3 separate regions of the Homo sapiens genome follow, and regions 1 and 3 are each linked to region 2. A link is an interaction called in ENCODE POLR2A ChIA-PET data of the cell type or tissue named here. Cell type or tissue: CD4-positive, alpha-beta T cell. All regions are shown on one strand. Each heading gives the region's core, and the rest is flanking DNA. Links, peaks and the distances in the headings are about the cores only.

Region 1 (10,307 bases), core at 2,348-7,347, 61 kb before region 2:
TTTCTGTTTGTTAGTTTTCTGTCTAACAGTCAGGACCCTCAGCTGCAGGTCTGTTGGAGTTTGCTGGAGGTCCACTCCCTGTTTGCCTGGGTATCACAAGTGGAGGCTGCAGAACAGCAAATATTGCAGAACAGCAAATGTTGCTGTCTGATCCTTCTTCTGGAAGCTTTGTCTCAGAGGGGCACCCGGCTGTATGGGGTGTCAGTCGGCCCCTACTGGGAAGTGTCTCCCAGTTAGGCTACTCGGGGGTCAGGGACCCACTTGAGGAGGCAGTCTGTCCATTCTCAGATCTCAAACTCTGTGCTGGGAGAAGCACTACTCTCTTCAAAGCTGTCAGACAGGGACGTTTAACTCTGCAGAAGTTTCTGCTGCCTTTTGTTCAGCTATGCCCTACCCCCAGAGGTGGAGTCTACAGAGGCAGGCAGGCTTCCTTGAGCTGTGGTGGGCTCCACTCAGTTCGAGTTTCCCGGCGGCTTTGTTTACCTACTCAAGCCTCAGCAATGGTGGACGCCCCTCCCCCAGCCTCGCTGCTGCCTTGCAGTTCAATCTCAGACTGCTGTGCAAGCAGTGAGCAAGGCTCCGTGGGCGTGGGACCCTCTGAGCCAGGCGAGGGATATAATCTCCTGGTGTGCCGTTTGCTAAGGCCATTGGAAAAGCACAGTATTAGGGTGGGAGTGTCTCGATTTTCCAGGTACCGTCTGTCACGGCTTCCCTTTGCTAGGAAAGGGAATTCCCCAACCCCTTGTGCTTCCCGGGTGTGGCAATGCCCCACCCTGCTCCATGGGCTGCACCCACTGTCTGACAAGCCCCAGTGAGATCAACCTGGTACCTCAATCGGAAATGCAGAAATCATCCGTCTAATGCGTCGCTTATGCTGGGAGCTGCAGACTGGAGCTTTTCCTATTCAGCCATCTTGGAACCTTTTTTTTTTTTTTTTTTTTTAAAGACAGAGTCTTGGTCTGTTTCCCAGGCTGGAGTGCAGTGGCACAATCTCAGCTCGCTGTAACCTCCGCCTCCCGGGTTCAAGCGATTCTCCTGCCTCAGCCTCCTGAGTAGCTGGGATTACAGGTGCCTACTATCACGCCCAGCTAATTTTTGTATTTTTAGTTGAGATGGGGTTTTACCATGTTGGTCAGGCTCGTTTCAAACTCCTGACTTCATGATCTCCCTGCCTTGTCCTCTCAAAGTGCTGGGATTACAGGTGTGAGCCACCACGCCTGGCTGCCAATATGTCTTTTGATTGGGAAGTTTAATCCATTTACATTTAAAGTAGTTACTGATAGGAAAGGACCTACTACTGCCATTTGGTTGTTTTCTGGATGTCTTATAGGTTTTTTGTGTCCCTCCTTTACTCTCTTACTATCTTTCTTTGTGTTTAATTGATTTTTTTTTGTAGTGATATGCTTTTATTTCTTTCTCATTTCCTTTTTTATCTATAGATATTTTATTTGTGGTTACCATTGCAATTACATAAAACATTTTAAAGTTATAGCATTCTATTTTAAACTAATAACAACTTCAATCACATGCAAAAACTCTACTCTTTTACAATTCCACCTCCCTCTCCCTGCTCTGATTGATGTCATGAATTCATCTTTATTTATTCATATAGATTTAAATGTTTAAATGTTTTTGTGATTTGAATTCTATGCACCAAAAGGATAATAGTACAAATTATTGTATTTATCCATGTGTTCACCTTCACTGAAGAACTTTATATTATCCTGTGGTTTTGTGTTGCTTTTTACTATCCTTTTGTTTTAACATAAAGTACTCCTTAATCTTTTTTATTTTAGAGCACATTTAATGGCAAAGAACTCCCTCAGTTTTTGTTTAACTGGAAAAGTGTTTATTTCTCCATTTTTGAATAACAGTTTTATCAAATACAATATTCTTTGTTGACAGTTTTTTTTTCTTTCAGCACTTTGAATGTATCCTCCCTCTGCCTTCTGGTCTGCAAAGTTACCACTGACAGATCCTCTCATAATCTTATGGAAGACCCCTTACATGAGACAAATTATTTTTCTCTCGCTGCTTTCAAGATTTTCTTTGTATTTGACTTTAGACAGTTATATAATTATAATATGTCTTGGTATGGTTCTCTGTTGATTTACCCCAGTTGGAGGTCTTTGAGATTCTTGAATTTTTAAGTCCATTGCTTTCCTCAAATTTGGGAAATGTTCAGCCATTATTTCTGTAAATAAACTCTTTGCCCCTTTCTCTCTCTTCTCTTTTGGAACTTACAAGTGCATATATTGATCTACTTGATAGTGGCCCATACATCCCTTAGGCTCTCCTTGCTCTTCTTTCTTTTTTTTTTCTTATCTGACTCTATGATTTCAAATGACCTCTCTTCAGGTTTGCCCAGTTTTTCTTCTGCCTGATCAAGTCTGCTGTCAAACCCCTCTTAAAAATTTGTCGGTTCAATTAAAGTGTATTTCAGCTCCAGAATGTCTGGTTTGTCCTTTTTAATAGTTTCTATCTCTTTGTTGATATTCTCACTTTGTTCATGCATCATTTCCTGATTTTTTTTTAAAGTCATCTATCTGTTCTCTTTTATCTCATTGAGCATCTTTATGACAACTATTTCGATGTTTTTTCTCAAGCAGCTCATAGATCTGTGTTTCCTTAAGATCAGTTTTGAAGTTTTTTATTTTGTTCCTTTGATTGGGCTACATTTTTCTGTTTCTTTGTAGCTAATTTTGTTTCATCTAGAAGGTCAGAAGCAAAAAATGCTTGCTAAGTCTGATTAAAAGAGCCCCAGTACCTTCAAGGCCTGTCTACTGTGGTACTGGAGTGATTATTTCTATCTTATCTTCTTTACAGCTTGGTCTGGAGAGCTGCCTTAGACTCTCCAATGAATCTATTCAAATAGCTGCCTCTGTTACCTTGACTTGTCTCAGATTCCGTTGACCCAAGATGGGTCCTGGCACTAGGAATATAAGACTGCTTCCATTATTTTGACTTGCTCCAGGTTAGGGAGAAGATTATGCAAGGCTCCTACTGACTGTGTTTTATTTCTAGCTTTGATGTCTGGGCACTGATTTCCCTAGGTTTAACTACTTGCTCCATGTTAAGGCCATGCTGTGGAAATCTGTCTGTGTGACTGTCATGCAGGCCTGTCTATGTGATTGTCAGGGAGAATTGGCCTGCCACAATAGGGCCTTCAGGAGGTGATTAAGTAATGAAGTCAGAGCCATCATGAATAGCATTAGGGCCTTTATAAAAGAGAAAGTTCATGGGTTTGCTCTCTGCTCTTCCACCATGTGAAGACACAGCCTTCATCTCCCTTTTTCTCTTCTACTGCTTCCACTATGTGAGGGGATAGTGTTCAGGCCACCATCTTGGAAGCAGAGATCAACCCTCAGAAGTGTGAGAAATAAACTTCTTTTGTTTAGAAATTACCCAGTCTCAGGCATTTTCAGTGAAAACTTCCATAGTGATGATTTCCAGCTTTAATTAGCTCATACTCTGTGCCCTGTCCTGCATGAAGTGTTTCATATGTGTTGTTCCACTCCATCCTCATAACATCCCTGTGATGTAGGTACTAGGTGGTGACGCTGCTGCTTTGCATTTGGGGTCACTGAAACTTACAGAGGTTTGTTAGCCTGCCCAATGTCAAAAACAGGAGGAGGCCAGGCACGGTGGCTCACACCTGTAATCCCAGCATTTTGGGAGGCTGAGGCGGGCAGATAGGTTGAGTCCAGGAGTTCAAGACCAGCCTGGGCAACATGGCAAAACCTCATCTCTACAAAACGAAAATAGAAAAAAACTAGCTGGACATGGTGGTACGCATGTAGAGCAGGTAAAATGGACTAAGACAAGCTTGCCAAACATCACCAATTTCCCTACACCTTTTACTGAAATCTTTTCTTGGCTTTATAATGGCTTGGGTGCTGTAGCTTCTCGGCTGGTCTCTGGAATTCTCACACAGGTGCTCTGGCCCATATATTGTTGTTAACCTTATGTCTCTGAGCAGAAGGAGGGCCGAGAGCTGTTTAGTCCATCATCTTGCTGACATCACTGTGCAATATATTTTGACGTGGTCGCTGCAACTGCTCTGTAGTCAAAGGCCCATCTATGAGAACTGAGCACCACATCGCCATCACAGTGGCCCCTCCTGCCCCTTCTCTTGCCCCAGTGGCCTCCTGCCACCCCTGTGGCCCCTGGTTCTCCTGCACACAGTGGCAGCCCGTTAGGTGCCGATTCCCCAAGGCTCATCTTCCCCAGGTGAGCTGCATCTCTTCTCTCCGCAGCACTCTGGCCCCCAGAAGCTTCTCCACATTGCCCAGGAGCTCCTGCACACCGAGGAGACCTATGTGAAGCGGCTGCACCTGCTGGACCAGGTAGCCCACATGGCTTGGGGGCAGTTTCAGTATCTCTTAGCATTGGCTGGGCATTATAGGTGCAGTGTGAATGACTTAAATACTAAAACTCAGACAAATTTAAGTCTGGTCTACAAACTTTTTTTTTTTTTTGAGACAAAGTCTCACTCTGTCACCCAAGCTGGAGTGCAGTGGCGCGATCTTGGCTCACTGCAACCTCCGCCTCTCCAGTTCAAGCAATTCTCCTGTCTCAGCCTCCCGAGTAGCTGGGACTACAGGCACATGCCACCACGCCCAGCTAATTTTTGTATTTATAGTAGAGACGGGGTTTCACCATATTTGTCAGGCTGGTCTTGAACTCCTGACCTCAGGTGATCCACCAGCCTCGGCCTCCCAAAGTCCTGGGATTACAGGCGTGAGCCACCACGCCCGTCCTAGAAACTTATTTTTTGTTTTCAGTGCTTGTAGCTCTGAGGAGAAGGCTTTGCCAAGTCACCTGTGGGACATTTCTTCTTGGCAGCTGCATGATCTGAGCATGTAAATGGCTTCTGGATGTTTTTCTGCATAAGTACTTGGGACAGGGTTTGCCACTCATCTCTATCCACATGACAACGTGGGGTTTATGAGCACAGGAAATAAAGCACCCATGGAAGCTGGGGTTTTGACAGACAGTGCTGCTGCTGTTTTTATCTCACGAGAAAGAAAAGGAAGTCTGAACCTTCCATTTCGCATGAGAGGTGGCTGAGGAAAGATGTCATTCCCTGTCCTCAGGCGACTGTCCCTGCCTCACCCACATTCGTAAGTCATAAGTGAGCTTGCATTAAGACCATGAGGTTGTCTGAACCAGTTGGATGAAAAGGGAGGACAATAATTCTGAAATTCATTAAGAAAACACAAGGTGGCAGCAGCGGCCCCTCCCGAGCGCCCTCACCTGTGGCCGAAGCGGGGCGGCAACTGTGCTCAGTGGAAGAGGCTCACTGGCCACACGTGGGCTTCTCTATGCTCAGGTTTTCTGCACCAGGCTGACGGATGCGGGGATCCCTCCAGAAGTCATCATGGGCATATTCTCTAACATCTCCTCCATCCACCGCTTCCACGGGCAGTTCCTGCTGCCGGAGCTGAAGACGCGGATCACGGAGGAGTGGTGAGTACCATCTGCGCATGCCCATGGGGCCCCTCAAGTGTTCTCTAGACCAGGGTTCATGTGCCTGAGAGCGAGGCAAGTGCTGGGGGACTGTCTCATGGTGGCTGGGCGCCTCCCTTCTCTGCACGGTCCTGGGTCCGATCCAGACTCCACCCCTTCCTGGTTGGTGACCTTGACCAGCCACTTACGGTCTCCAAGGCTTAGTTCCTGAGAAAGCAGATGATGCGGAATGAAGGGCTTTTAACGCCCCACTTGGGGCTCTGAAACTAAAATGAGGTTTGACATCTGGAAACACCACACAGTGGATAGTGCTAGTTGGTTTTCTTTTCCCTCCTAGCTTATACTCCACCTTTGTTTTAAAAATGCTGTTTTTCCCTCTCAACAGTGGACCTCAGATCCTCCTCCTGCTGTCCCTGTGGCCTGTCCCTCTGTCCCACTGCTGCTTCTGTTCATTAGCAGAGGGACAGCTCAGTGCAAGTCACAATTCATGAAACATCCCAGGCTGGCCCCCAGACTCATCAGTTCCCCACGTTGCGTGTTGCGTTTCCCCTCATTCTGGGTGCCGCTGCTGTTTGACTTAGGGTCTCTACTGCCTGTGCCCTTCGCAGGCCCGGCTTCCCTCTGCATCAGGAGCCTGGCCCTTCTGTGTCCCACCAGCCCGTTCTCCAAGCTGCAACCCAGGAGACCACAGAGGCTTGACTGGAATGGGAGGCCAGGGGGAGTCCCTTCACCTGTTGCTCAGGGAGGGGCTATGTCAATTTATAAATCTGTACAAGGACATGGTCCAGCTGCCGAACAGGTTTACATTGTGTCCCCGAGGCAGTCAGGACTGGATGCAGCCTTCTGGCTGACAAAAATCCATGCTTGGTAGAGACAGGTTTTCTCCTGCAAGGCCCTGGAGACTGCTAACTCATGAGTGCATGTGTGACCTCCTCTGCAACTTTTATAACAGCACAGGGGTCCAATGACTTAGCCACCCTGCCCTTTGGACATTTTTTTTTTTTAAACAGAGTCTCACTCTGTTGCCCAGGCTGGAGTGCAGTGGCGTGATCTCAGCTCACTGCAAGCTCTGCCTCCTGGGTTCACACCATTCCCCTGCCTCAGCCTCCCAAGTAGCTGGGACTGCAGGCGCCCGCCACCACACCCGGCTAATTATTTGTATTTTTTTTTAAGTAGAGACGGGGTTTCACCGTGTTGGCCAGGATGGTCTCGATCTCCTGACCTTGTGATCTGCCCATCTCAGCCTCCCAAGTGCTGGATTACAGGCATGAGCCACCACACCCAGCCTGGACCTTTAAATTAAATGTATAAGTGCAGTTCACAGTCATGCCTTAGTGATGGCTTTGTGCCTGTGGCTTTTTTCTTTCTTTTTGAAACAGTCCTAAGGTCAAAGACGATTAGTATATTTTTCTGTTTCTTGAAAATTATTTGCAAATCTCTGTCCAAAGCAGCTTTTTTCATTATCAGTACTACAAAGAGCTACTTTCCCCAGGACTTCACCAGCATTGGATAGAACCATTGTTTCTAATCTTTGCCCATTTAAAAGGAGCATAATGGTATTTTGTTGGTTCTCTTTGATAACTGTGGTTCATCATTCAAGCGATTCTGCTACTACTGCTATCTCCTGTGTCTGGGTCACTGGTTCTAAGCTTGCAGCTTGGACTTTTAACTGTTTTACAGGCATCTTTCATTTAATTGCCCAGTTACTATTTTCTACTCTACATGACATAGGGGAGGAAGCTAAGGCTCAGAGAGGGTGACCAATTTGCTCACCATCACACAGAGCTGGCCTCCACCCCACACCCCCCTGGTGGAGTTCATGTCCACTAACCTCAGAGTCCCCATTGCACCCAGCTATTTCTCTGATGATTCATTTCTCCACGAAGGGACACAAACCCACGGCTCGGGGACATCCTGCAGAAGCTGGCCCCATTCCTGAAGATGTACGGCGAGTATGTCAAGAACTTTGACCGAGCCGTAGGGCTGGTGAGCACGTGGACCCAGCGCTCCCCACTGTTTAAAGACGTCGTCCACAGCATCCAGGTAAGGCCGGCAGTGGGAGTGTGGACACAGATGTTCTCAAGATGCACAGAGCCTGGTGTTTTATTTTTTAAAAACATATGTATATATGTATATTTTACTCCAAAAAGTAACATGACATTACTAAAATTTTGGAACATAGAGAAAATTAGGAAAATTATGGGATGTGCCCAGATGTTCTGTTGATGCTTTGAGCCTTACAATAACTCCCAGAGATGAATCAGCATTCCCATCGGAAAATCGTGGCTCAAGAGGCTGTGCAAGCTACAGCATCACGAGCTATTATCTGATGGAACCTGAATTCAAAGGACAGTCTCTGATTGCACAGTGTCCCTCGATATCTAGTGCAGGCATTTTTGTTTAAATGTTACATTGCTTTTTTGTTTTTCGCTTTCTGCTAAGAGCCTCCTCACAGCCCTGGCTTCTCTTGTCTCCTATAGGGCTGGTCTCTTTCTTCTTGATTCACAAGGCTTTTATATGCTAAGAACATCAACTTCTTTCTGTCATGCATGTCACAGATTATTTTCCCCCATTGATCTTTTATTTTTTTATTTTATTTTTTTTTTTGAGACAGAGTCTCACTCTGTTGCCCAGGCTGGAGTGTAGTGGCACGATCTCGGCTCACTGCAACCTCTGCCTCCAGGGTTTACACCATTCTCCTGCCTCAGCCTCCCGAGTAGCTGGGAATACAGGCGCCCACCACCACGCCCAGCTAATTTTTTTGTATTTTTAGGAGAGATGGGGTTTCACTGTGTTAGCCAGGATGGTCTCGATCTCCTGACCTCATGATCCGCCCTCCTTGGCCTCTCAAAGTGCTGGGATTACAGGCGTGAGCCACCGCGCCCCGCCTGATCTTTTAACTTTATGGTGGTGTTTGCCATACAGAATTTTTTATTTTTTATTTTTATTCATTTATTTTTTAATTTTTTTTGAAACAGAGTCTCACTCTGTAGCCCAGGCTGGAGTGCAGTGGCGCGATCTCAGTTCACTGTAAGCTCCGCCTCCCAGGTTCACGCCATTCTCCTGCCTCAGCCTCCTGAGTAGCTGGGACTACAGGCGCCCGCCACCACGCCCGGCTAATTTTTTATATTTTTTAGTAGAGACGGGGTTTCACCATGTTAGCCAGGATGTCTCGATTTCCTGACCTTGTGATCCACCCACCTCGGCCTCCCAAAGTGCTAGGATTACAGGCGTGAGCCACCGCGCCTGGCCCAGAATTTTTTATTTTTAAGTAACTCCATTCACCACTTCTTAAAATGTAAAGCTTATTTTCAAATGCATTTCCCACTACCCAAGACTATATAACCCCATCTCTACTAAAAATACAAAAATTAGCTGGGCGTGACATGCCTATAGTCCCAGTTACTCTGAAGGCTGATTCAGGAGAATTGCTTGAACCGAGAGGCAGAGGTTGCAGTGAGCTGAGATCGCGCCTGCCATGTCCTGGATGACATCTGCCTGGGGACACTCGAGGCAGACACAGCCCCGGTTGCAGGCTAGCCACTGGTCTGTGCATCCCCTCATCCTAGGCAGATTGGGCACAGGGCCAGGCAGGCTGTGGGGAGGGCTCTCCGCCTGGACTCAGTACCATCCAGCCATTCCCTGAAGGTGACTTTGCCCCCCGGGGATCCCAGGCCATATCTTCACACATTGGGTGCACCCAGCATCTGGTGGGTGGGGTCTGGGGATGCTGCAAAACACGTTGCAGCAGACAGCATGGCCCACCGCAGAGAATTCTCCAACCCGAAGGTCCATAGTGCCCAGGCTGAGAAGACCTGGTGTGGAAAAAACAGGATCGCATGACAGTCAAGTTGCCCATGGCCTTTTGCAGGTTTCCTTCCTTTAATCAAAGGATATTTTAAACGTTAAACTTTTATTTTGAAATAACTTTAAACCTTTACAGGAAAGTTGCAAAAATGACATTGTTATGCATTATTAACATTTTGTCTGGCTTACTTTATTATTCCCTCTAAACTCATACAGATGATGATGACTTTTGAGCGTTTTGAAACTAAGTTGCAGACACCGTAACCCTTTATCACTAAACATGTGAACAAGGATATTCTCTTGCGTACTCCCAGCACAGTGATCAAAATCGGGGATTTTACACTGATGTCCTGGTGCTATCTACTCCGCAGCCCACACTCAGATGTCACCGATTGTCCCAATAACATTCTTGTTTTCTGATCCATAACCCAACCCAGGGCCACACATTGCGCTCATTATTGTATTTGTCCTCTTGGGTCTGGAACAGGCCTCTGTCCTTGTCTTTTTGAGGGGTGCAGCCTAGTTACTTGTAGACTGCCTGCTTGGGTTTTTCTGCTGTTTGTCCACAGTTTGATTGAGGCTGTGCCTTTTCCTGGAGTGAGGCTGTGCTCTTCTCCCTGCGTCCTGCCCGGTGACGCAGTCTCTGCATCCCATTCCTGGGGATATTCACTTGATAAAGGGCGTGTCTGTCAGGACTCTTCAGGTGAAGTTGGGTTTTTTCCCCTATTAAGTTTCTTGGCCGCTTGTGGTAGCTCACGCCTCTAATCCCAGCACTTTGGGAGGCCCAGGTGGGCGGATCACCTGAGGTCAGAAGTGCGAGACCAGTCTGGGCAACATAGTGAAACCCTATCTCTACTAAAAATACAAAAATTAGCTGGGTGTGGTGGCACACTCATACCTGTAATCCCAGCTACTTGGGAGGCTGAGACAGAATTGCTTGAGCCGGGGAGGCGGAGGCTGTAGTGAGCCAAGATCACTCCACTACACTCCAGGCTGGGCAACAGAGCAAGACTCCATCAAAAAAAAAAAAA
Region 2 (10,307 bases), core at 285-5,284:
GGAGGATGAGAATCCACCCGGTCAGGCTTGGCCCCCTCCGTACATAAGGCCAGGGAGGGAGGAAGCGCAGCTGCAGCAGGTGGCCAGGCAGAGGCGCAGGCGCGGCATGTGGGCTGAGGGCCGCTCAGGCATCACACAGGTGTGGCCCTGAGGTACCCATTGGTCCTCTCCACCTGCCCCTGAGCCGTGGGAGGGCCAGGCAGGGCCTCGTGTGTTTTTATTTTGTATCTTGTTTGCATCAAATCCGTTTTCTGTTGTTTTTCCCTCTTCTTTAAGATTTACATGCAAAGGGATCTAAAGGGTGCCAGGTAAGAAATGCCCCAGCACTAGGCTGGCAGACCAAGGGCAGCCACAACCATGGGCTGGGGAACAGCAGGTGGGTAGGATGGGGCTGGAGGGCAGGACGGATCCAGAGAGGCAAGGCCTCTGCCTCCAGCTTTAGGGAACAGACATCCTCAAAGACAGCTGGGGTGTGGGGTCCTCTGCAGGGGTGAGGCACAGGAGGGCCATCTGCAGGCAGCTGGGAGTTCATGAGTATTTGAAGCAGGGGAGGGGACAGGGGACAGATGGGATCTGCCTCTCATGCATCAGGCATGGGGAGGGGCTCAGGAGGTCAGTGAGGGGTGGCCCTGGGTCCCCTGGGAGTCCGGGAGTCTCTGTGTGAGCAGGACTTGGCTGTGCGGTGGTTAGAGACAAGGGTGATCCACCAGCTCCATCCTCATGCCTTGGTGATTTCTTGGAATGTCCCTGGGAGTTGGGTGCAGGTAGAGACTTTGTAGACCATAGCTCCTGGCACTGTGCTGCCTGCCTGCCCCATCCTGGCTGTGAGTTCGCTGTGAATCCTACGGAATCCTGGCTGTGAGTTCGCTGTGAATCCTATGGAAAGGGCTACCCCAAGGGGACAGGAGTCCAGCCTCCTACTCTTGGCACTGCCATCATGCAGCCAGGGGCCTTGGGCAGGTTTGTGGGCCTCAGTTTCCTCATCTGGAAAATGGAGCCAGCCCAGAGAAAGTGTTTCCTGGCCTCCCAGGCTCAGGAAAGGAGTACAGGAGACCCCACTGGGGCCTGGAGGGTTGAAGGTCCCCTGTATGCTGCAGACCTTGGGGATCAAGGGCTAAGGGCTGAAGTTTCCCTGTGTTCCATGGACCTTGGGGATTGAGGCCCAGGGCCCCAGTAGGGCTCATGTCCTGGGCTGCTCAAGCCCTGACCTAGGGAGTGATCCTGTGCACCAGATCCTGCTCCAAGATCTCCATAGGGCAGTCCTGCTCTTCCCAGACCCCAGGCGGGCAAGTCACCAGTTTTGCAGACGGGGAAGTTGAGGCTGAGCCAGGTGAGAAATTCAGGTCCAAGACCTGCTGCTGGGATGGGTCTTGTCAGGATCAGACCCCAGGAACCTACTGGTTAGCCCTCCAGGAAGCCTGCCCACCCAACTGGGGGCTAAGAGGGGGCATTGCCGGTCAGTGGCTTCTCTTTCTGTGGCCCCTGCAGCAAGAGAGGCCACAGGAACATGACTTTGCCTCCCTGTGCCCCCTTGGCTGAGGGCTTAAAGGAGGTTGGACCTCTTGGCCACCCTGAGGAGGCAGGTCAGGGCTGTGAGCCTTGAGCAAGGACTCACCCTACCCTCCCTCCTACCAGTTACTTCCCCCAGACCCTCTGCTTGACTTATAAAGGAAAGCCATTCCAGCAGTGCACTTACATTAGGACCTGGGCATGAGACCCTTCTTCTGGTCAGCTGGCTACAAATGCAGGGTCTGAGGCCAGGACTGCGTTTAAGGCCCCCCAGCCCCACCAGGCACCATCCTTCTCTGCTCATGGACAGTTGGGCTGGCATCAGTTTTACTGGGCTTGTATTCCAAATCGTTCTATACTTTTATTTGAGTTTTTAATTTGACGGCGCATCCCGGACTTCTTGTAGGTCAGTGTTACCTCGCTGGCTGGTCCCCTTTCTTTGGTTGTGGGTGGTGACTTCACCTTTTTTTTTGAGACAGAGTCTCACTTTGTCAACCAGGCTAGAGTACAGTGCCGTGATCTTGGCTCACTGCGGCTTCTGCCTCCTGGTTCAAGCAATTCTCCTGCCTCAGCCTCCTAAGTAGCTGGGACTACAGGTGCACACCGCCACGCCTAGCTACTTTTTGTATTTTTAATAGAGACAGGGTTTCACCATGTTGGCCAGGATGGTCTTGATCTCCTGACCTTGTGATCTGCCCACCTTGGCCTCCCAAAGTGCTGGGAGTACAGGCGTGAGCCACCGCACCCAGCCGACTTCACCCTTTATCCCCCACGTCTGTGAGGCTCAATGATGCAGGCAGGACAGGCTCTGGGGATGCTGGGAAGGGGATGCTGGGAACAGCTTGCCTGCTGTTGATGCCTGTCACTGTGACATGTAATCCACCACCTGCAGTTGCTGTCTGAGGACAAGAGCCCTCACTATAGCAGAACCTGGCGGCTGAGAACACAGGATGTGGCTTTTGGCAGATGAAGTGTGAACCAAGACAAGACCTTGGTCGACCTCAGACATAGCTAGGTGAGAGCCGACTGGTCAACCTCAGACATGGCTAGTCATGAGCTCCCCACAGGGCTCAGCACAACACACGGGCGGGCAGGGGGAGGAGCTGCTCCTTCTAAAACACACTTAGAGGAAGTCAGCTGTGGAGGTGGCCTTGCTGGGATGATCATCATTTCATCCAGTCCTCGCCCCACCCTGCCTGTTGTGGTATTTGTAGGTGGAGACACAGGCCCAGGGTGGAGAAGTGACTGGGGTCTTCTGGAAAGGCCGGGCCTACCCTCAAACCCAGGTCCTCTGGCTCCAGAGCTGGTCCTGGCTGCCTTGAGTGCATGGGAGGCCCTGGCGGTCACATCCGTCTTGTTTGAGAGAAAGCTATGTCCCCGCGGTGACACACAGTCTCAGTAGAATAAGTCCTAGGGATCAGCCCAGTGCCCAGACCGCTCAGCAGTGGTTAAATGTCTGGGTCCTGGATGGGGAGTGGTATGGCCACCCCTTCCCTGGGACCCTGGTGGGTGGGAAGGGGATGTGCCCAGGGGATCAGTTACATGTCAGCAGTGGGGATGCTCAAGGTCTTCCGCCAGCATTTTTCTTTTGAACGTGCAGCAGAGTTGAAAGAATTTTATGCCTGGACACGCACCAGCTTGATTCCACCCTTCGCATTTCGCTGTGCCTGCTTTCTCACATCTGTCTCCATCCCTTGGTCCACCCCTCCAGGCATCTCATTATTCTAATGAAGTTCTAGTTTTATTTTTAAAGAATGAATTCACGTTCATCCATTCATCCTCTCACTGGGCAGACACTCAACCAGGCGCTGTTGTGGGTGCTGGACACACTCACCCTCGCCAACCTCTCCTCCCATCCGCCAACGGCTACTCCCAAACCTCTGGCTGGTGGGGCCTCCTCTCTGCAAGGGCCGCAGTGGGCTGGGAAGCCACAGAGGAATGCAGAAGTCGCAGCTCTAAATTAAGGACTGGGAAGTGTTGGCTGCCTGGCGGCCCTGGGGAGGGGGCCACGTGGCCAGCCCGTGGCTGCCCTGCTGTGTCTGCCAGGGCTCCAGAATCCCATAGCCACCTCCTTGGCCAGAAGGACAGTGCATATACAGATCCCAAGATCCTGAAAAAGCAAAGTGGTCCCTGGCCCTTGGGGAGTGCTGATCACGACTCTTGCCTGTGAGGTGAGGCTGCCAGTCCTCCATTCCTTTGTTCTTGCATTCATTCATTCACTCATTCCTGCACTGATGTCTCCAGATATGGAGCTTGGTAGTTGACGGAGAGCCCAACCCTGGAGACAGAATTCAAGTCCTAGCTGTGCCACTGGGAGCTAGGTGACCCAAGGCCAGCGAGAGTCAGCCCAGGGTTATAGGAAATAGCCCAGGCCAGGGGTTAGAGCTGTACCTGGCACACAGGTATGCTCAGCGTCAGCTGTCATCCGCCCAGCATCCCTGGGAGGTTCTGCCTCCTGCTGATCTCAGTCCTGCCCACCATGCCCTCCATCCCCCTGAAGGGCAGGGCAGCTCCTCAGGCCCTCCCCACTCTGTGTACCGCCCCTAGAAATTGTGCACCCCTCCTCTGCAGCCTCCTCAATCTGAAGGGCTGATCTTTTTAACCCTGACAGAGATAAGAAGCAAAAAAAGTATCTTCAGTTGCTTTTTCTTTTTTTGGAGATGGAGTCTCCCTCTGTCGCCCATGTTGGAGTGCAGTGGCATGATCTCAGTTCACTGCAACCTCCACCTCCCAGGTTCAAGGGATTCTTCTGTCTCAGCCTCTTGAGTAGCTGGAACTACAGGCGCACGCCACCACGCCCAGCTAATTTTTGTATTTTTAGTAGAGACAGGTTTTCACCATATTGGTCAGGCGGGTCTCAAACTGCTGACCTCATGATCCGCCTGCCTCAGCCTCCCAAAGTGCTGGGATTACAGGTATGAGCCACCGTGCTCGGCCAAGTATCTTCAGTTTTAAATGTGTATTTCTTTAATTGACATATTTTCCCCCTGATTTTTTAAACAGCTTTACTGGGCCATAATTCACATACCATACAATTTACCTTTTTAAATCATAGAACTCAGTAGCTTTTGTACATTCACAGATATGTGCTACCATCACTCCAGTCAATTTTATTTTATTTTATTTTATTTTTTGAGACGGAGTCACTCTGTTGCCCTGGCTGGAGTGCAGTGGCACAATCTTGGCTCACTGCAACCTCCGCCTCCCGGGTTCAAGCGATTCCCCTGCCTCAGCCTCCTGAGTAGCTGGATTACAGGCGTGCACCACCACACCCAGCTAATTTTTGTATTCTTAGTAGAGATGGGGTTTCACCGTGTTGGCCAGGCTGGTCTGGAACTCCTGACCTCAGGTGATCTGACCGCCTTGGCCTCCCAAAGTGCTGGGATTACAGGTGTGAGCCACCATACCCAGCCACTCCAGTCAATTTTATAATGTTTTTAATCACTGCATAAGAAGATCCCATACCCCTTAGCAGCCATCTCCCAGTTTTCCCTTTCCCCCAGCTTCTGACAGCCACTAATCTGCTTTCTGTCTCTGGATTTGCCTGTTCTGGACATTTCATATGAGTGTCATCATATGACATGTGACCTTTTGTGTCTGACTTCTTTCACTTAACACAGTGTTTTCAAGGTTTATCCATGTTGTAACATGGATCAGCACTTCATGCCTTTTGATGATTTAATAGTACTCTGTGGTGTGGATAAACCACATTTTGTTTATTCACTTATTGGTTGACAGACATTTAGGTGTTTCAGCTCTCTGGCCATTACAAATAATGCTGCTGTGAACATTCGTGTACCCATTTTTGTGTAGACAGGTATTTTCATTTCTCTTGGCTGATTACCTAGCAGTGGAATTACTGGATCATGTGGTAATTCTGTGCTTAACTGTGTGAAAAACCACCGGACAGTTTTCCAAAGCTGTTGCACCATTCTGTTCCCAAACTAGTAGCTTCTGAGGTGCCAGTTTCTCCACATTTTTCCTAACACTTCGTATTGTCTGTCTTTTTTTTTTTTTTTTCTTGAAACGAAGTCTTGCTCTGTCCCAGGCTGGAGTGCGGTAGCCTGATCTCGGCTGACTGCAACCTCCGCCTCCCAGGTTCAAGTGATACTCCTGCCTCAGCCTCTCAAGTAGCTGGGATTACAGGGGCCCACCACTACGCCTGGCTAATTTTTGTAGTTTTAGTCGAGACAGAGTTTCACCCTGTTGGCCAGGGTGGTCTCAAACTCCTAACCTCAAGTGATCCAGCCACCTCGGCCTCCCAAAGTCCTGGGATTACAGGCGTGAGCCACTGCGCCCAGCCAGCTATTGGTATTGCCTATCTTTTTGACAGACTTCCTTGTGGTTTTGATTTGTATTTCCCTGAAGGTTAATAATTTTGAGAATCTTCTTGTGCTTATTGGCTGCTAACTTATCTTTTTCAGAGAAATGTCTGTTCAGATCCTTTGGCCATTTTTCAATTTTGTTGTCTTCTAATTGAATTGTAATAATTCTTTATATGTTCTAGACACATGCCTCTTATCAGATACATGATTTGCAAGTATTTTCTCCCTATTGGTAAGTTGTCTTTTCACTTTATTGAATGTCCTTTAAAGCACAAACATTTTTCATTTTGATGAAGTCCTGTTTTTATTTTTCTTTTGGTGTTTGTCTTTGGTGTTAGATCTAAGAAACCATTGCCTAAGTTTACAAAGATTTTCCCTATGTTTTCTTCTAAGAGTTTCATAGTTTTAGCTCTTACTTTTAGGTCTTTGATTCATGTTAATTTTAGCATATGGTATGAGCTAGGGGTCCAGCTTCAGTTGTCCCAGCATCAGTTTGTTGAAAAACTATTCCTTTCCCATTGAATTGTCTTGGTACCCTTGTTGAAAATCATTTGACTATAAATGTAAGGGTTTACCTCTGCACTCTCAGTTCTATTCTGTTGGCCTTTATGTCTGTCCTCATGATAGTACCACACTGTTTTGATTACTCTAGCTTTGTAATACATTTTGAAATTGGCAAGTGTGAACTCTCCAACTTTGTTCTTTTTCAAGAGTGTTTTGGCTATTCTAGGTCTTTTGCATTTCCATATGAGCTTTAAGATCAGCTTGTTGATTTCTGGAAAGAAAGCAGCTGGATTCTGATAGAGATTTTGTTGAATCTGTATATCAGTTTGGAGAATACAGTAGATTCAATGAATACAGTAGATACAGTGAATATAGTAGATACAATGTATCCAAGGGGGATACATTCCAGGACCCCTCAGTGCATGCCTGAAACTTCAGATACTATATATGTTGTTTTTTCCCTAAACACATGTACCTATGATAAGTTTAATTTATAAATTGAACAGAGTGAAAGATTAATGATAACCAGTAATAAGTTATACCAATTATAACAATATATTATAATAAGAGTAATGTGAATGTGGTCTCTCTCTCTCTAAATATCTTAATAGACGGTACTCACCCTTCTTGCGATGATGTGAGATGATAAAATGCCTACATGATGAGATGAAGTGAGATGAAAAACATAGGCCTTGTGATGGAATGGGAAATTCCAGAGATAATTTGTAAGTTTTACACTGTGAGCCACTCTGAGTGTTGTGATGAAATCTCACCCATCCCGCTCCACCCCGCCTGGGATTGCTGTCAGTCACTTAGTAGCCCTCTGGGTTATCAGACCCCCTGATACTGCAGTGCTTGTGTTCAGGCAACTCTCATTTCACTTAATAATGGCCCAAAACACAACTGTTGTGAGGTACTATTTTCTGATTGTGGAACCACCGGTAACTGAAACCATGGAAAGTGAAAACAAGGATAAGGACGGACTACCATAATATGTTGCCATCGTAACAATATTAAGTCTTCTGATCCATGAGCATAGGATGTTTTCCCATTTATTTAGGTCTTTAATTTCTTTCAACAACGTTTTGTAGTTTTCAGAGTATGTGTTTTGCACTTCTGTTATTAAATTTATAACTAATTTATTCTTTTTGATGCTGTTGTATAAAATGTTTTTCTTAATTTTCAATTTGCTCACTGCTACTGTACAGAAATACATTGACTTCTGTATGTTGACCTGGTATTCTACAACCTTGCTGAACTAATTTCTATTTATAATAGCTTTTAGTGGATTTCTGAGGCTTTTCTACATATATACGAAATCATGTCATCTAATGGAGATTGTTTTACTTCTTCCTTTTTTTTTTCTTTTTTTTTGAGATGGAGTCTCACTTTGTTGCCCAGGCTGGAGTGCAGTGGTACGATTTTGGCTCACTGCAACCTCTGCTTCCTGGGATCAGGCGATTCTCCTGCCTCAGCCTCCCAAGTAGCTGGGATTACAGACATGTGCCACCCACACCCGGTTAATTTTTGATTTTAGTACAGATAGGGTTTCACCATGTTGGCCAGGCTGGTCTTGAACTCCTGACCTCAAGTGATCCACCTGCCTCGGCCTCCCAAAGTGCTGGGATTACAGGCATGAGCCACCATGCCTGGCCGAGCCATTTGTTTTTCTTTTCTAACTTACACATTTTGCTGTGATTTTTGTCATTGGCTTATTAATATATAAGTGCTGTTTATGTAGAGAAGATACAAATCTCCTATTACATATATGTTACAAATATAAGAATCTTAGACACCGCATCTAGTGGTGGCTCCCTCCCTGCTATCAGTGGGCATTTGGGCAGGTGAATCCACCTCTCTGAGCCTTATCTGTAATAATACAGATAAAGAATGTGGGGTGCTCTTGAACAGAATATTCTATCCATACATGCATTGTTATTGTTAGTGGCTGTGCAAATGCTGAGGATCCATAGACAGGGAGCAGTCAGAATGGCCCTGCCCAGGCCAGAGGCTGGCCTTCCCCAGATACTGAAGGGGCAGAAAGGATGGGGGCAGCCCGGGGATAAAGAGCCAGGTGCCTGCGGTTGACCCTGGCGGAACCACAAACTGGCTGTGTGACCTCAGTGTCCCTGAGCCATGGTTTCTGGGGCTGCAGAATGGGGGAGACAGTTCTTCCAAGGACATCATGGCTCCTGCCCTCATGTGTACCAGGCACAACCACCTTCCAGATGCCTTGGCATTACACCTCATTTCCTCAGCACCCCAGTCCAAGGTGGGCACAACAGCTGTGCTGACTTTGAGGCCGGGGCAGGCTCCCTTGCCTGGGCCCCCAAATGTGTGTGGTGGAGGTGGACTAGGAGCCCCACAGGCTGGAACCCGTGTGTTCGTTTCTGTACTGTCACCCAACAGCTGCTGAAGCGCTCAGCACAGAGTAGAGCCTGGGCATTATTCTTCCTTCTATTATTATTGTTGCTGATATTCCTACTTTTGTTATTGTCACCTTGGGGCCCCAAGTGGACCAGCCAGAATCCCAAGCGCTAAATAGGGCACTGGGCTGAGACGTGTTGCTGAAGCTTTGTATCAGATTTGAGCCAGTCCACTTAACAAATCCACAAGAAAACAGTGGCCTAACTCCAGCTGGAGTTTATTGCTGTCTCTTCTTAGGATCCGAGAGGTTGGTCTGTCCTTTCACATGTCTACCATCTTTGCTCCCTGTATTAGTCAGGGTTCTCTAGAGGGACTGGACTAATAGCATAGATGTATATATAAAGGGGAGTTTATTAAGGAGTATTGACTCACACGATAACAAGGTGAAGTCCCACAATAGGCTGCCTGCAAGCTAAGGAGCAAGGAAGCCAGTCTGAGTCCTAAAACCTCAAAAGTAGGGAAGACAGTGCAGCCTTCAGTCTGTGGCAGAAGGCCCGACAGCCGTTGGCAAGCCACTGGTGTAAGTCCAAGAATCCAAAAGCTGAAGAACTTGGAGTCTGATGTTCAAAGGCAGGAAGCATCCAGCATGGGAGAAAGATGAAGGTCAGAAGATTCAGCCAATCTAGTCCTTCCACGTTCCTCTGCCTGCTTTTATTCTAGCCTCACTGGCAGCTGATTAGATGGTGCCCACCAGATTAAGGGTGGGTCTGCTTCTCCCAGTCCACCGACGCAAATGTTAATCTCCTTTGGCAACACCCTCACAGACACACCCAGTGACGATACATTGCGTCCTTCAATTCAATCAAGTTGACACTCAATATTAACCATCACACTCCCCAATGCAGAAGTGACACAGCATCTATGCTCACACCTCATTGGCCAGGTTCAGTCACGTGACTGCTCCCTGGAGGGCAGGTTGGGAAATGTAGTTTTCAGTGGTGATCACATTTCCAGCTGCAACTCTGGGATGGGGAGAAGGGATACTAGAGGCAACCGCAGCCAGGGGTGGGAACTAGAGTTGCAGCTGCCCAGGATGAGGTGAGATGGGGCAGATTCCACCCACTGGGCTTGGCCATCAGGTGGGGCTCCCGAAACAGTGTGCTGGGTCTCAGTTCCATCCCTACCACCTTCCCACTGAGTGACCTTGGGCATGCCATTGAGCTTTGCTGTGCCTCAGTTTCCCCATCTGTAAGGTAGGGGTAGACCACCCTCCTCATAGGGCTATAATGCAGTACAGCACCCATTAGGCCCCCAGTGTTGTCTGTGTTAGATCAGTCCCTCCCCCATCCCTCCCAGAAAAGTACACAAACCATAAGCCCCTCCCACCCCTCTTCCCTTGCTAGCAAGTATCCTCAAGGCAGAAGCAGTGTAGCCTGACCCTCCCAAAGCGGTGGGGCATGTCTGCCTCAACCCCTCCTGAGGGCCACCCCTGCCTCTGCACTCTCGCCCTCAGCATCTCAGCTTGTTAAGGCCCTGGGGTCCTCAGTCATGCAGAGGCCAGGGGCAGGGGGACCACTGGGTGCTGCTGGGGAGTGGGTCAAT
Region 3 (10,307 bases), core at 2,035-7,034, 75 kb before region 2:
CTTCTCTTTTTCCTTAGCCCTGTCCTCCTGATTCTACTCCCAGTTATAAAAGACTGAGGAGGTGACTTTGAGGATTTCCTGCATAGAGGCACTGGGTTCTGAGGCTGACTTTTGTTATTTCTTCCCAGTTAATTTTGAGGAAAAACAGTATTACAAAGAAAACCTAGTTTTTCTATTTTTGTTTGTTTGTTTATTTGTTTGTTTTTTGACAGAGTTTTGCTCTTGTTGCCCAGGCTGGAGTGCAGTGGCACAATCTTAGCTCACTGTAACCTCTGCCTCCCGAGTTCAAGTGATTCTCCTGCCTCAGCCTCCCAAGTATCTGGGATTACGGGTGTCAGCCATCATTCCTGGCTAATTTTTTGTATTTAGTAGAGATGGGGTTTCACCATGTTGGTCAGGCTGGTCTCAAACTCCTCACCTCAGGTGATCCACCCACCTCAACCTCCCAAAGTGCTAGGATTACAAGCATGAACCACCGCACCTGGCCCATTTTTCTGTTTTAAGGTTTAGGGGATCAAACTTTTCCCACTTTTTGGGAATACATCTGAGGGGTGTGTCCTGTGGTATGGAGATGTGATTACCCATCTGTGAAGAAAGAACAGTGGAGAAAAAAAGGAAAAAGGTAAAATGTGTCCCTTCTTACTTTCCTATTATCTTGAATAGGGCATCCCCCATTCATCCTTAGGGTTCCAGAATGAACCAGTCTTACTGTGTACCCTTAACCTTGGTCCCATTTCATCACAATTACCCACTTGACAACAGAGGAAATACCAGAGTGAACAGTGGGCCCCCTGCTCATCCTTGGGGTTCTGGAATGAACCAGTCTTACCATGTACCCTTAACCTTGCCTTCATCTCTGTTTTAATGATAATCTATCAGCCTTTATCTCTGTCCTATGGGTCTCTTGTGCCTATGGACTTCAGCCAGCCTATATCCTTATCTCCATGACCTTATAGTGACTTGCTCGGAGCATTCTGAGCAACAAAATGATGATCTCTTTTCTCAGAGTCCCATCTCTCATGTTCTTTAAGTAGATGAGAAGCCTGTTTTTCAGCTAACTGCCACAAGGGGGCTGACTCCCCTGCCTTTGAATATGACCTTGAAGGTCTTGATGCATGTTGAGAGGGGTGTGGAAGTGATTAGAGAAATGGAGGCTACAGGAGGAAGTGGGAGGAGGTGAGAGGAATATTCATGGAAAGCCTTTATATGCTTACAAAAATAGCAGCCCTTCCATTTGAGAGGGCGATGTTTATTTTCCCTCTTGACATAAAAGAAGAACCTCTGGAGGACTTGGGGCTTGGGGTAAGAACTTGCAATGGCAAAGGAAGAATGTTCCCTTATCCCAAAAAGGTACTAACTCAAAAAAGCAAGTAGGCAGGGTCCTTAAAGGACCACAGAGTGAGGCCCTGTGCCCGCAGACAAACTGCTTCAAAAGCCACTGGAAAACTTGGCCCTGGGGCATAACAGGAATGAAAAGCACATGGTAAGTCAGAAGGAGCTGGCAGAGCCAGGGTTCCAATTAGTGTCTGTCCTGGCCATGTGCCAGTAGTCAGGGGAAGGGTTAGAGGTCATCCGAGCTGGTAGGGTAAAAACAAGTATAAATCTCATGGCGTATCCCCAAGGGAGCCTGTGTCTTTGCTGCCACACAAATTCAGCAAGAGCCATGAGTGCATGAATAACAGGGAGTGTGTGTTTAAGAAGTCAAGTGACATACAAAGTGAAAACAAAGAGGCAGACTTGCCTCCGAGGTAGACAGTCCAGTGAGTGCACAAGCCATTTCAGAACACACACAGAGAAAACAGGAGAATAGGCAGTATGGGTTTTTGGAAAACAACCAATTTTAGTTGAAAAAGCAGAGGAGGCTGTGTGCAGTGGCTCACGCCTGTAATGCCAGCACTTTGGGAGGCTGAGGTGGGCAGATCATGAGGTCAGGAGATCGAGACCATCCTGGCTAACACGGTAAAACCCCATCTCTACTAAAAATACAAAAAAATAGCTAAGTGTGGTGGTGGGTGCCTGTAATCCCAGCTACTTGGGAGGCTGAGGCAGAAGAATGGTGTGAACCCAGGAGGCGGAGCTTGCAGAGAGCCGAGATAGTGCCACTGCACTCCAGCCTGGACGACAGAGCGAGACTCTGTCTCAAAAAAAAAAAAAAGAAAGAAAGAAAAAAAAGAAAAAGCAGAGGAAACAACAGACATTGCATGGTGTTAGGTTTTAGCCCTACCACTCTCATGAGCCTCCTGTCTAGGAGGGCCATGGGTGCCTCAGTTCTACTCAGTGCAGACTCCAAGGTCCCTCCTCTCTGACTTGAGAGATTCATGTGCTCCGTTTATCCTTTGACTTGGGGTATTCTGCACTGGCATGCTTCCAGGGAGTTACATCCCTTCGCCCCTGATTCTTTCGTGTGGTGGGCTGTCTGCATGCCCAGTGGCCCACCAGCACTTGGGAGGGGCCGTATGTGTAGTGTGTTTACTGGAGTTGTGAGCATGCTCACTTGAGCCATTCTTCCTGTACCTGTCAAGTGTTCCTAGACGGTCATATACCAATTACACTTCACCATTTCGCCCCTTAGCGCGCATGCATGAGTCCATTTATCCAACTCTTGAGATCTTATCAGGAAGCTGATTATCTGTTTCAGGTTTTTCTATCTATTGGGAGACTGCATTTCCCTGGTGCTGGCTGCAACCAGTTATTATTTTAAAGAGGCTGTTTAGCAACCACCTGACCAATGCAGGATTTTTTGCTCCTTAGTTCAGCTAAAATCCGGGTTCTTGTCTCATTACCAGGAAAAATTAGGCACAAGGACACATTGAAGGGTGAGGAGGGCGGATTTATTAGACAAAAAGAAAGCTCTCAGCAAAGAAAGAGGGGTCCTGCCAACAGGCTCCCACCTCACAGATTGAATACCAGGCCACCACACACTAGTTGAAGAGGCCAGGCTTCTCCCCTGCATAAGGCTCCACCCTGCATAAGGCTCCAAGCTACCACCATTCCTGGTAGCTCCACCCCATTTCCCCAGTACCTGTGGGCCTCCAGTCCATTGTGGGCATGCCCAGGCAAGACCCTGCACAGGTTCCCTTACCTACACAAAAACATCTGGCATAAATGCTTGTGGGGCAGGCTGGAGATTCTCCAGGGACCCTTTCTTATCTGCCTCCTGCATCTATCAAGACCATCACCTGATGATGGTCACCTGATATTCCTGGTGTGGCGGGGCCCCTGCTCCCCTGCTCATGTCTGCCTGGCTACCTACCTTACACTAATCTGCCATGTTGACTTCTGATTAATCATAGTTCCAGGAATGCCTCTAAGATTTCTATCTTATTACTGTTCCTTATATAAGAGCAAGTACTTACTGTAAATCTTAATCTTAGGTCATGACAACCTTGATGTTACCATAAACACATATTTACCATAAAACCTGCCCTTAGGCTATGATAAATACAACATTCTTGCCTTTCCCTGAGGGGTTGATTTCAATGTCCTACACACTCCTTCTGAAGCACTGTATACCCTTTCCCTATGGCATGTAAGTCCTGGGTTTGGGGGTTGACAGCATGAAGATCTACCTGTTTTGTGGCCACCCAAGACCATGCTCTTGTCTGTAAGTTCCCCAATAAATCACCCTCTGCTGAGAAACTACATTAGTCTGCCTTGTTCTTTGGTTCCTCAACTCCTTCAGCATTTAGGGGTCTCTGCAAGCACAGCCCTTTCATGAAACATTATCCTCTTCAATTTCTTTCATCAGTGTTTTTTTGTTTTGTTTTGTTTTGTTTTTGAGATGGAGTCTTGCTCTGTCACCCAGGCTGGAGTGCAATGGCGCAGTCTAGGCTCACTGCAACCTCTGCCTCCCAGGTTCAAGTGATTCTCCTGCCTCAGCCTCCTGAGTAGCTGGGACTACAGATGCGTGCCACCACACCTGGATAATTTTTGTGTTTTTAGTAGAGACGGGGTTTCACCATGTTAGCCAGGATGGTCTTGATCTCCTGACCTCGAGATCCACCCGCCTCAGCCTCCCAAAGTGCTGGGATTACAGGCGTGATCCACCGCGCCTGGCCAACCCCTGACCTCTTCATCCGCCCACCTTGGCCTCCCAAAGTGATGGAATTACAGGCGTGAGCCACCGCACCTGGCCTCATCAGTGTTTTTTAGTTTTCTTTTGTAAACCAAAAAGTATCTGATACTGGTTTCAATCAATTTAGAAGTTTATTTTGCCAAGGTTGAGGTCATGCTTGGAAGAAATAAACATGGAATCATAGAAAAACAGTCTGTGGCCTGTGCCTTTCTCCAAAGAGGACTTTGAAGTCTTCAGTATTTAAAGGGGAAAAGTGGGCTGGAGGGGAGAAAGGGAAGGTATGTTAATCCACATGTTGCAAGAGAAAAGGAGCCGGTAGGCGAATAGTCAATTATGTATTCATCTGGTTCTCAGTAAATCGGCACTTTACATAAGATGAGGTAAACATAGGGCAGCCACCTGTGGAGATATTTAACCTTTCATCTATAGCTGTCTGCTTAGGAACAAAAGGAAAGGCAGTTTCTTGCATGACTCAGCTTTCAGCTTAATTTTTTTCTTTTGGCATTATGAATTGGGGTCCTGTGTTTTTTTTTTCCTTTCACACCTTGTAGAGGTTTTTTTTTTTTTTTTTTACCTTTTTCATTAAATGTATTCCTAGGTATTTATTTTGCAGTTATTGTATATGAGATTGCCTTCTTGATTTCTTTTTCAGCTAGTTTGTTGTTTGTGTATAGAAACACTACTGTTGTTCGTATATTGATTTTGTGCCCTTCAACTTTATGAAATTTTTTTTTATCAGTTCTAAGAGTTTTGTGATACAATATAGGTTTTCTATATATAAGATCACATCAGCTAGGTTTAGTGGCTCACACCTGTAATCCCAGAACTTTGGGAGGCTGAGGTGGGAGGACTGCTTGAGCCAAGGAATTCAAGACCAGCTTGAGCAACATAGTGAGACCTTGTCTATACAAAAAAATTAAAAAGTTAGCTGGGTATGGTGGTGCGGGCAACAAGTGAGATCCTGTATCAAAAAAACAAAAAAGATTATATAATCTGCAAACAGGGACAATTTGACTTCCTCTATTCCCATTTGGATGCCTTTTATTTCTTTCTCTTGCCTAACTCTTCTGGCTAAAACTTCCAGTACTATGTTGAATAATAGTGGGGAAAGTGGGCATCCTTGTCTTGTTCCAATTCTTAGAGGAGAAGCTTTCAGCTTTTCTGCATTCAGTAAGATGTTAGCTGTGGGTTTCTCACATATGGGCTTTATTATTTTGAGGTATATTCCTTCTATACCTAGTTTGTTGAGGGCGTTTATAATAAAGGGATGCTGAATTTTATCAAATGCTGTCTCAGCATATATTAAAATGATCATATGGTTTTTGTTCTTAGTTCTGTGAATGTGATGTATCACATTTATTGATTTGTGTATATGGAACAATCCTTGCATCCTGGGATAAATCCCACTCGATTGTGGTTTGTTATCTTTTTCATGTGCTGTTGGATTTGGTTTGCGGGTATTTTGTTGAGGATTTTTTCATCTATGTTCATCAGGGATATTGGCCTGTAGTTTTCTTTTTTGTTGTGTCTTTTCCTGGTTTTGGTATCAAGGTTATGATGACCTTGTAAAATGAGTTAGGAAGAATTTCCTCCGATTCAATTTTTTGGAATAGTTTGATAATTGGTATCAATTGTTCTTTATAGGTTCAGTAGAATTCAGTGGTGAACCCACTGGGTCCTGGACTTTTTTTGTTTGGAGATTTGTTTGTTTGTTTGTTTGTTTGTTTGTTTTTGAGAGAGTCTCACCCTGTCACCCAGGCTGGAGTGCAGTGGCGCAATCTTGGCTCCCTGCAACCTCTGCCTCCCTAGCTCAAGCTATTCTCTTGCCTCAGCCTCCTGAGGAGCTGGGATTACAGTCACCCACCACCACACCCAGCTAATTTTTATATTTTTTTGTAGAGATGGGTTTCACCATGTTTCCCAGGCTGGTTTCAAACTCCTAGGCTCAAGCAGTATGCCAGCCTTGGCCTCACAAAGTGCTGGGATTACAGGTGTGAGCCATTGCACCCGGCCCTTAAATTTCATTCTTAATTTCTTCCTTCATCCATTCATCATTCAGGAGCATGTTATTTAATTTCCATATATTGATATAGCTTTGAATGTTTCTCTTGTTGTTGATGTCTAGTTTTATTCCATTGTGGTAAGATAAGATACCTAATATAATTTTGATTTAAAAAAAATTCTGAGGCTTGTTTTGTGTCCTAACATATTGTCAGTCCTGGAGAATATTCCATGGGTACATGAGAAGAATGTGTATTCTGCAGCCGTTGGGTGAAATGTTCTGTAAATGTCTGTTAGGTCCATTTGTTCTATGGTGTAGTTTAAATCTGATGTGTCTTTGATTTTCTGTCTAGATGATCTATCTAATACTGAGAGTGGGGTGTTGAAGTCTCCAACCACTATTGTATTGGAGGTCTATCTTTCCCTTTATATTTAATAATATTTGCTTTCTATATCTAGGTGCTCTAGTATTTGGTGCATATATATTTGCAATTATATTCTCCTCCTGAATTAATCCCTTTATTATTATGTAATGTCTTTCTTTGTTTCTTTTTATAGTTTTTGACTTGAAGTCTTCTTCGTCTGATATAAGTATAGCTACTCCTCCTTGTTTTGGGTTTCTGTTTACATGGACTATCTTTTTTCATCCTTAACTTTCAGTTTATGTGTGTCTTTACAGGTAAGGGGAGTTTCTTGTGGACAGCATATAGTTGGGTCTTGGTTTGTTAATCCATTCAGCTAGTTTATCTTTTAAACAGGGGAATTTAATCTATTTACATTCAAGATTATTATTGATTGGTGAGAACTTACTCCTATCATTTTATTGATTGTGTTCTGGTTGTTTTGTATATCCTTTGTTACTTCTTCTCATTATTTATTTTTGTAGTTGGGTGGTTTTCTGCAGTGATAAGGTTTGATTCATTTCTTTTATCATTTGTGTATCAGCTTTACCAGTGAGTTTTATAGTTTTACATGTTTTCAAGATGGTGTTTATTGTCTTTTCACTTCCAGATATAAGACTGTCTTGAGCATTTCTTATAAGACTGGTCTAGTGGTGATGAATTCCCTTAGATTTTGCTTGTTGGTTAAAGATTTTATTCCTCATTCCTTTCTGAAGAATAGCTGGGAGGATTGCTTGAGCTCCTGGGTTGGAGTGGCAGACTGTTCTTTTAGCTGAAAGTGTGGCAGTGAGGGTTGGTTTCCCTGCTGTGCAGGAACAGAATCACAGCTGATCCTGGGCCCAAGCTCTATGCATCTGGGGTTGTGGCATTCAAGCACTCATGTGGTCTTGGTGGAATGCAGACGGAGCCCAGTGCTAGAGAGGTACAGTAGCTACTGCCTGGAGCATTCTGGAGGTTGCTCTGGTCTCAGGATGGTGCCATGCCACAGCAGCCTCGTTCACAGTGGGTGGTTGGGGGGTGGGGTGTGTACACTTTGTGATCCTAATCCGGGTGATGTAGCTATGCAAATTCTCACAACTCTCCAAACTGGGCTTGGGGCTTGCGAGGACTGTGGGATTCTCTTGTGTTATACTTTTTCCCTGAAAAGGGAAGTCCCTCCTGACTCTGGATAGATGCTATCTGGTTGGAGGGAGATGGGACCACTAGAGGCTGGGTGCCTCCACACTGCTCTCTCAATCATCACAGGTGCATCTCTACTCCACCACTCACTCCACCGCCAGCCAAATCTTAGTTGTTTGTGCCTTAGTCTTTTCTTGGGATGAGGGGAGGAATGCCAGGTGTTTCTAGTCAGCCATCTTACTGATATCACTCTCCTTCTTTTTTTTGGTACAAGGTCTCACTATGTTGCCCAGGATAGCCTCAAACTCCTGGGCTTAAGTGACCTACCTCAACCTCCTGAGTAGGGGGGACTGTAGGTGTACACCATTGCATCCAGCCTTGTAACAGTTTTTGCTATAAAGTCTATTTTATCTAACTATGGCCACTCCTGCTGTCTTCTGGTTACCATTTGAATGAAGTATCTTTTTCCATCCTGTCACTTTCAGCCTATGTGTGTCCTTATATCTAAAGTGAGTCTCTTCTCAACAGCATATAGTTGGATGCTGTTATTTTTAATCCATTCAGCCAATATGTCTTTTTCTTTTTTATTATTATTATACTTCAAGTTCTAAGGTACATGTGCACAATGTGCAGGTTTGTTACATATGTATACATGTGCCATGTTGGTGTGCTGCACCCGTTAACTCATCATTTACATTAGGTAAATCTCCTAATGCTATCCCTCCTCCCTCCCCTTACCCCATGACAGGCCCTAGTTTGTGATATTCCTCACTCTGTGTCCAAGTGTTCTCATTGTTCAATTCCCATCTATGAGTGAGAACATGCGGTGTTTGGTTTTCCGTCCTTGCGATAGTTTGCTCAGAATGATGGTTTCCAGCTTCATCCATGTCCCTACAAAGGACATGAACTCATCATTTTTTATGGCTGCATAGTATTCCATGGTGTATATGTGCCACATTTTCTTAATCCAGTCTATTATTGATGGACATTTGGGTTGGTTCCAAGTCTTTGCTATTGTGAATAGTGCTGCAATAAACATACATGTGCATGTGTCTTTATAGCAGCGTGATTTATAATCCTTTGGGTATATGCCCAGTAATGGGATGGCTGGGTCAAATAATATTTCTAGTTCTAGATCCTTGAGGAATCGCCACACTGTCTTCCACAATGGTTGAACTAGTTTACAGTCCCACCAACAGTGTAAAAGCGTTCCTATTTCTCCACATCCTCTCCAGCACCTGTTCTTTCCTGACTTTTTAATGATTGCCATTCTAACTGGTGTTAGATGGTATCTCACGGTGGTTTTGATTTGCATTTCTCTGATGGCCAGTGATGATGAGCATTTTTTCATGTGTATGTTGGCTGCATGAATGTCTTCTTTTGAGAAGTGTCTGTTCATATCCTTTGCCCACTTTTTGATGGGGTTGTTTGATTTTTTTCTTGTAAATTTGTTTAAGTTCATTGTAGATTCTGGATATTAGCCCTTTGTCAGATGGGTAGATTGCAAAAATTTTCTCCCATTCTGTAGGTTGCCTGTTCACTCTGATGGTAGTTTCTTTTGCTGTGCAGAAGCTCTTTAGTTTAATTAGATCCCATTTGTCAATTTTGGCTTTTGTTGCCATTGCAATTGCTTTTGGTGTTTTAGTCATGAAGTCCTTGCCCATGCTTATGGCCTGAATGGTATTGCCTAGCTTTTCTTCCAGGGTTTTTATGGTTTTAGGTCTAACGTTTAAGTCTTTAATCCATCTTGAATTAATTTTTGTATAAGATGTAAGGAAGGGGTCCAGTTTCAGCTTTCTACATATGGCTAGCCAGTTTTCCCAGTACCATTTATTAAATAGGGAATCCTTTCCCCATTGCTTGTTTTAGTCAGGTGTGTCAAAGATCAGATTGTTGTAGATGTGTGGTATTATTTCCGGGGGCTCTATTCTGTTCCATTGGTCTATATCTCTGTTTTGGTACCAGTACCATGCTGTTTTGGTTACTGTAGCCTTGTAATATAGTTTGAAGTCGGGTAGCATGATGCCTCCAGCTTTGTTCTTTTGGCTTAGGATTGTCTTGGCAATGCGGGCTCTTTTTTGGTTCCATATGAACTTTAAAGTAGTTTTTTCCAATTCTGTGAAGAAAGTCATTGGTAGCTTGATGGGGATGGCATTGAATCTATAAATTACCTTGGTCAGTATGGCCATTTTCACAATATTGATTCTTCCTATCCATGAACATGGAATGTTCTTCCATTTGTTTGTGTCCTCTTTTATTTCGTTGAGCAGTGGTTTGTAGTTCTCCTTGAAGAGGTCCTTCACATCCCTTGTAAGTTGGATTCCTAGGTATTTTATTCCCTTTGAAGCAATTGTGAATGGGAGTTCACTCATGATTTGGCTCTCTGTTTGTCTGTTATTGGTGTAAAGGAATGCTTGTGATTTTTGCAAATTGATTTCGTATCCTGAGACTTTGGTGAAGTTGCTTATCAGCTTAAGGAGATTTTGGGCTGAGATGATGGGGTTTTCTAAATATACAATCATGTCATCTGCAAACAGGGACAATTTGACTTCCTCTTTTCCTAATTGAATATGCTTTATTTCTTTCTCTTGCCTGATTGCCCTGGCCAGAACTTCCAACACTACGTTGAATAGGAGTGGTGAGAGAGGGCATCCCTGTTTTATGCCAGTTTTCAAAGGGAATGCTTCCAGTTTTTGCTCATTCAGTATGAT

What was found. Peaks named below come from ENCODE experiments on the same cell type or tissue, not always from the same donor. Only the 100,000 strongest peaks of a DNase experiment are listed, where the experiment ranks them.
Region 1: POLR2A ChIA-PET joins it to region 2 with 24 read pairs; 9 of 35 experiments call an interaction of 5 or more read pairs at or near these places.
Region 3: POLR2A ChIA-PET joins it to region 2 with 10 read pairs; 9 of 35 experiments call an interaction of 5 or more read pairs at or near these places.

What each region holds. Positions count from the first base shown.
Region 1 is chr9:92,998,669-93,008,975 of GRCh38, forward strand. FGD3 (FYVE, RhoGEF and PH domain containing 3) reads left to right here. Exons shown (of 18, transcript NM_001083536.2): 4 at 4,257-4,346; 5 at 5,333-5,469; 6 at 7,356-7,512. LOC101927954 (a long non-coding RNA gene) reads right to left here. Exons shown (of 3, transcript NR_121565.1): 3 at 9,447-10,307. Among named protein-coding and RNA genes, the nearest start is that of SUSD3, 55 kb to the right of the region's middle. RefSeq lists a silencer at 5,099-5,393. In CD4-positive, alpha-beta T cell, for the core only: CTCF peaks have their summits at 5,226 (motif pointing right) and 5,429; DNase peaks (open chromatin) are centred at 2,583 and 5,233; H3K27ac peaks cover 2,168 bases.
Region 2 is chr9:93,062,086-93,072,392 of GRCh38, forward strand. The region is part of intron 1 of SUSD3 (sushi domain containing 3); the gene reads left to right. Among named protein-coding and RNA genes, the nearest start is that of SUSD3, 8.5 kb to the left of the region's middle. RefSeq lists enhancers at 181-748, 2,295-2,504, 2,535-2,604, 9,482-9,776. In CD4-positive, alpha-beta T cell, for the core only: no CTCF peak of the experiment used is centred there; DNase peaks (open chromatin) are centred at 2,019 and 2,496; H3K4me3 peaks cover 2,922 bases; H3K27ac peaks cover 3,945 bases.
Region 3 is chr9:92,985,291-92,995,597 of GRCh38, forward strand. All of the region lies in intron 3 of FGD3 (FYVE, RhoGEF and PH domain containing 3), which reads left to right. Among named protein-coding and RNA genes, the nearest start is that of FGD3, 43 kb to the left of the region's middle. RefSeq lists an enhancer at 2,644-3,342. In CD4-positive, alpha-beta T cell, for the core only: no CTCF peak of the experiment used is centred there; a DNase peak (open chromatin) is centred at 4,471; H3K27ac peaks cover 750 bases.